Regions from separate parts of the Homo sapiens genome. Here region 2 is linked to region 1. Evidence: chromatin loops called from intact Hi-C (ENCODE). Cell type or tissue: IMR-90. All regions are shown on one strand. Each heading gives the region's core, and the rest is flanking DNA. Links, peaks and the distances in the headings are about the cores only. Region 1 overlaps DOK6 (docking protein 6). Region 2 overlaps DOK6 (docking protein 6).

The links. A loop is a pair of places that touch in the nucleus more often than their neighbours do. Peaks named below come from ENCODE experiments on the same cell type or tissue, not always from the same donor. Only the 100,000 strongest peaks of a DNase experiment are listed, where the experiment ranks them.
Region 2: a loop joins it to region 1, with 1.9 times the contacts of the local background. A loop is called at or near these places in 1 of 110 quality-filtered maps.

The regions. Positions count from the first base shown.
Region 1 is chr18:69,839,280-69,842,091 of GRCh38, reverse strand. DOK6 (docking protein 6) reads right to left here. Exons shown (of 8, transcript NM_152721.6): 8 at 1-848. The coding sequence ends at 709. Among named protein-coding and RNA genes, the nearest start is that of CD226, 110 kb to the left of the region's middle. RefSeq lists an enhancer at 2,366-2,812. In IMR-90, for the core only: no CTCF peak of the experiment used is centred there; a DNase peak (open chromatin) is centred at 1,391; H3K27ac peaks cover 1,017 bases.
Region 2 is chr18:69,683,560-69,686,371 of GRCh38, reverse strand. The region is part of intron 4 of DOK6 (docking protein 6); the gene reads right to left. Among named protein-coding and RNA genes, the nearest start is that of CD226, 260 kb to the left of the region's middle. In IMR-90, for the core only: no CTCF peak of the experiment used is centred there; no DNase peak of the experiment used is centred there.

The sequences.
Region 1 (2,812 bases), core at 256-2,755:
GCACCAAATTATGGTTTTCAACAATTTAAGTGAGCATATCCTGTCACCCTCAGCACATGTTTGATATATACTTGTTATATATAGATGGATATAGCAATATCCATTTGTCTACACACACACACACACACGCACACACACACACGAGTAGAGCTACAGGGCCCTGCTTAATAGTGTGTTCTGAATTTCATGTTCCTTTAATTGTCACTGGGTTTATTTATATGCAGCTACGATGTCATTTGCAGAGCTTACTGTATTTATCCCTGTCAGAACTTTAAAAGCCACAGAGCTTGTGGAGGGTCACCATTATGTCTAAGGACAGACCCTGTGCTCAGATGGGCGGACTGCGCTGTGAGGTCAGTGAGAGGTGCCCATCACCCAGGCATACCCCAGTGTGGGCAACTTTTCCCAGTGCTGAGGTTTCTGTTACTGTCAGACCCAAAGAATTTTGTTTATTTAAATAACTGTTCATACGATTTGGATTCTATTTATGTAAAACATAGATTCCCCCAAAGAAATTCAATAAATAAAGGACTTAGCCACTGAATCAAGGAAGCAGAACTCCAGTTTTTAACCTTCCAATGGGACTGGGGCTAGAGCCGACCCATTTCAATTTGTACTGCAATTGGTCTTCCAGGAGGCAGAGGGTAATGACCCCACAGACGGGTCCAGGACAGACTGTCTCTCTAGTCAACAGCGGCTCTCTGTGTGTCATTGGATGAGGCTGGAGCTGTAGCTGAATCCATAGCTGCTGGACCGCGACAACGGCTGCTGGGCCTCTTCACTCTGTTCTGGGGCGTAGCTGGGAAATGTCTGTGCACGAGACATCTTTGACGAACCAAACCCATGACCTAGAGAGGAAGAAAGGAGAGCTCTACTGAGAAACAGATTCAGAAGCACAAAAGATACACTATCTATCATCTATCTATTATCTATCTATCTATATTTTTAAGAACAATAAACAAGGCAGCAGCTTTCACATCCTCAATATTGAGCTCAAGATAAGTTGGTAAAAATTGAGCAATCTTGTTGCCTTGATCCTTGATGAATTAAAATGTATTCAGAGCTCAATATTTCCTCCAAATGTACTTTGCCAAAAATTCTGGATGCCAGAGAGCTAGGTAGATTTTCTAGGGAATCTGAAACTTCTGCTGTTCTTCAACTTTTGAAATAAAAGCAGAAAAGCTTTTCCCCAGAAAAAGCTGTTTTTAATGGAGAGCCTGTAAGCTGCTTTCTTTTCCTTTATGCTCAATTTCAGCATATAAAAGCAAATTACACACTTTCTTAAAATCTCTGGGAACAGGCAAGCTGTGCTTTACCCTAACCAGTAACCATGAATTATCAGAAAGAAAGCTTTTACAATGATAGAGATTCTGACTTATCCTAGCCGGTGTGTGAGTCACCGTCACTGAACTCACTTCATGATATGGTTAACCCAAACAATTAAGCTCGATGGCTACCAAAATGGCCAAAAGTTAAATTCCATACAAAATACATTTAAAGAAAATTCTGTCTATGCTTTTGGTTGTTCAGCTGCACCCCTGCATGAGAAATAGTCTATCGCAAACCGAAAACAGAAGTGATTACCGAAAACTTTTCAGAATGCTAACAATGTACAGAGAAACGCATGCATGCTAACTAAAGCTTCTGATGAACTTTCCAGTCGTTTCCTCATCTTTATTTGTTTTTTCCCCCTCATCCTTTTTAAGCCAGCAATTATTCTTCATACTTGAGAATGACTTGTATCTAATGGATGAGCTTAGAGGGAGAAGAAAAATAGATGTAGTAAGTCATGCTCTTTCAGAGTTTCTATTTTACCCAAAGGAGGGACTGTGCTGAGTCTGATTTGTGTGTCATCTGATCGCCTGGGCGAGGAACACAGAGAAGACAATCTGTTAACGCCGAGCACCGACCATCTCTGTGTCAGGCTCCGCAGGTGGCTCTGTCCTTGGCAATGTCACTCGCTTTCAGCCTGTTCTATTGCCAGGTGTGTTTGGCGACGTGGAAAATACTCTCTCACTGTGGGAAGCTTGGGATGCAGGGAGGAAACTCGGATGAACTGGGTGGTAAAAGGCTAATTAGAACGGAACCACTTAACCACTTAGCGGTAGAACCATTTAAATGTCAAAATACTGAGAGAAAAATCTTGCATTAAAAAAAAAGTTGTTTTAGATTCACTATGTCCTGGATTCTGTTGCTGTCCACGTCAAGGAAAGTGCACCAGGCTCAGCAAGAGGGGATCAAAGAGAAGAGGGGCTTTTCCCTCGCACCTCCTGCCCCACGCCCCTGGCTCTGCCACCGCCAGTCCTCTGAGCTTCCAGAACTTTCTGCCCCACGGCGCCTGGAGGCTCTACTAGTCCCTCCTTCCCCTCTCTCCCAGGGTCCTGCCCCGCACTCCTCCTCGCCTGGCCCGCAGGCCTGAGGGTGGTGATGCTTCCTGCTGTTGCGCATGTCTGCATTTTCTCATCGGTTCCCCCAGCTCTTGAAGCAGCCTCCTCATCAAATTCTTTTAATCTCAGCTGAGTGCATCTTCTTTCCTGCAAGACCCTGATGATATAGTGAAGGAAAAATGAAGCAGGGCAGAGGAGGGGAGGAGTTAAGAGAGTTAAAGGATGGGTTAAGGTAGTGATTACCAAAGAAGCTAGGAGAGGAGTTAGGGGCGGAACCAGGGGAGGGGCTAGGGAAGGAGTTAGGGGAGGGGCTAGGGAGAGACTAGGGAAGGAGTCATGGGATAGACCAGGGGAGGGGCTAGGGGAGGAGTTATGGGAGGAGCTAGGGAGAGACTAGGGGCAGGACCAGGGGAAGTGCTAGGGAG
Region 2 (2,812 bases), core at 115-2,614, 160 kb after region 1:
CTGTAGAGCAACTGAATTATTAGTAATAGTGAATGAGAGCAAATATTAATAAAATTAAAAAATATATATACAAAGTTTGCCAGGGCTGTTATAACAAAGTACCACAGACTGGGTGGCTTAAAGAAAGATAATTATTTTCTCCCTGTTCTGGAGGCTGGAAGTCCAAGATCAGCGTGCCAGCAGGGTTGATTTTTTTCTGAGGCCTCTCTCTTCAGCTTGTACTGGGCCATTTTCTTCCTATATCTTTATATGGTTTTCCCTCTGTCTCTGCCTGTGTTCAAATTTCCTCTTCTTACAAGGACACCAGTCATATTGGATTAGGGCTCACCTCTGCCTCAGTTACCTCTTTAAAGGTACTACCTACAAGTACTATCACATTCTGAGGTACCAGGGGTTAGGACTTCAACATATACATTTTGCGTGAAACAAAATTCAGCCCACAAAATACAGAAAAGAGGTTTAACACATAGGCACGTGTCTAGTGATGCCGACTAAGAAAAGAAGCCACACATGACCAAAAGGAATGAATGCAAAGGTTGCCACCGTACTACAAAAAGATGTTAAAATTATAACGCAAAGATACTCTGATGAAATTTTTGCCAGTAATTTTGAAACTTTTCAAGCAATGGGCAAATTCCTAAAATCAATGGTAGATTTTTTTTAAGCCAATTATAATTGACAGTACATTACCCCCAAATTTCAAGCTTTAATGTATATATGAGCATCACTAGAATTGTTAAAATAGAAATGTCTAGGCTCCACCTCCAGATATTTACTTTGTAGGTGTGGGTGAGCCCAGAATTCCCTTGTTTAATGTGCACCCAATGTGAATGTGATGGAGATGTTCACGCACATCCCAGAGAAACTGACTTTCCTGCCAGGCATTGTACTGCCTGTTTTCCAAGTCATATCTTATTTAGTCCTCACAACAATCCTCTGAAATAAGGACTATCATTATCCTCAATGTGCAGAGTAGGAAGCAGAGATTAAGAGAATTTCACTAATCTGACCAAGGCCCCATAGCATGTAAAAACTAGAATAGAACTTGATGACATACTAACTTTGTCAACTTTTTTCTGACAGGCTACGTATTTGACTTTCCAGCTTCATACAATATTTTGTTTTAGTACAGCAGGAAAAAAAAATGGATAATCGAAACTTACGTATACCAAAAAATGAAATCCCAATATTATATATTGAATTTAGAAAGATTATATTGTTTCTTTTTGTGTTAAATTGCGTTAATTTTCTGTCAAATGAGGACTCACTTAACCCATTTTTTTGTTGTTGTTATTCAAAGTTCAATCCCTGAGCACCCTTGCCTTTTCCTCTAGGCTGAATTGAAAGCTGGCAGAAGTGATTTAGTCACAGGAGCTGGCAGAGGAAAAGGGGTCATCTTATCTCATTTGTATGCGCCTGTATGCCAATAAAGTTCCTTGTCCCTGCTTTCCTGTGCCATGTCAGTTTCTGCTTCCAGATAATATCTGGGGTCCAGCCTGTAACTAAGGAAAAGTTGAGCACCCTCTCCATGCCACACTCAGTTTTGAGAAAATTGAGGCTCTTTACTTTCTTAAATCTCTCTGGCTTCCAATAACATTGTCTGCTACTTGTCCTATGCCTTTCGTTAAACCCAACAGGGAAAATCACATTCTAGTCTTCTTTTGAAGAAACCTCCAATTTATACAGGATGATATAAGCACGTGTCACTACCCACTTGACCTCCCATGAAAAGAGGAAAGGCAAGGAAGGGATCTATTTCTTATTTTCCATAAAACTCTTCTTTTCAAGCCACTCTTTTCATCTTGTTGCACATACCTGGGAGCAGTAATTCTGGATTCAGTATTCTCCCCCATAAGCTTTTCTCCTTACATAGCTGTGAATACTTTCAAAATCTGCATCTTTATTCTTACTGTACAGAGGGCATGTTCCCAGGGCAAAAGAACCAGGATCGGTCCTTTGGTGCTTCAAGGTATTTCTTCACATATACATCTCCTTTATAACAGTACAGTTAGACATGAACAAATGGATCATTTAGATTTGACATTGTGAGAAGAGAAGCACTACAAAACATCTTTTGCTTTCCTGAAGCATCTGTGGCAAAGTATAGGGAGAAATAAATATAGCTTTGACCTTTTTCTGGTGTAGTGTGTATTGAAGACCAAGTGAGAAAAGTGGTGGTTATAATTTGTATTTTTCAAATTTATAGGTGGTGTCTATATAAATCAAATAATAAAAGTAAAATGGTACAACACAATGGCAGGCAAAATTGCTACGGTCCATTCAAGACTTTGTGTTTCATCCATTAGTGTCATCTTATTTCTTCTAGAGGGGCTGCTTCCATAATCATTGCCTTTCAGCTTTCCCTGTAGATAATAACCTTTGCTGATTATATCAGCATTTGTAAATATGTGTTTCGTGGAACACAAGTCCCACAGGATATGAATACATGTTAGGTGCAGAAGGAGGCACCTAGGTCACGTGAGTTTGGGAAATGTTGGGTTATACAAAGTTAAACAGATTATTATAGGACTTCTCAACAGCTTTACTAATGTATATTGTGACTATCATACAGGGCTGGTATTTGTTTCCTAGGGCTATCATAACAAAGTACCAACAATTGGTTGGCTTAAAATAACAGTAATATATCATCTCATAGTTCTGGAGGCTAGAAGTTTGTAATCAGAGTACTGGCAGGGCCATCCCCTCTCTGGCTGCTCAACGGAAGAATCCTTTCTTGCTTTTTCTAGCTTCTGGTGTTAATGGGCAATGCTTGATGTTCCTTGGCTTGTGGACGTGTCATCACTCCAGCCAC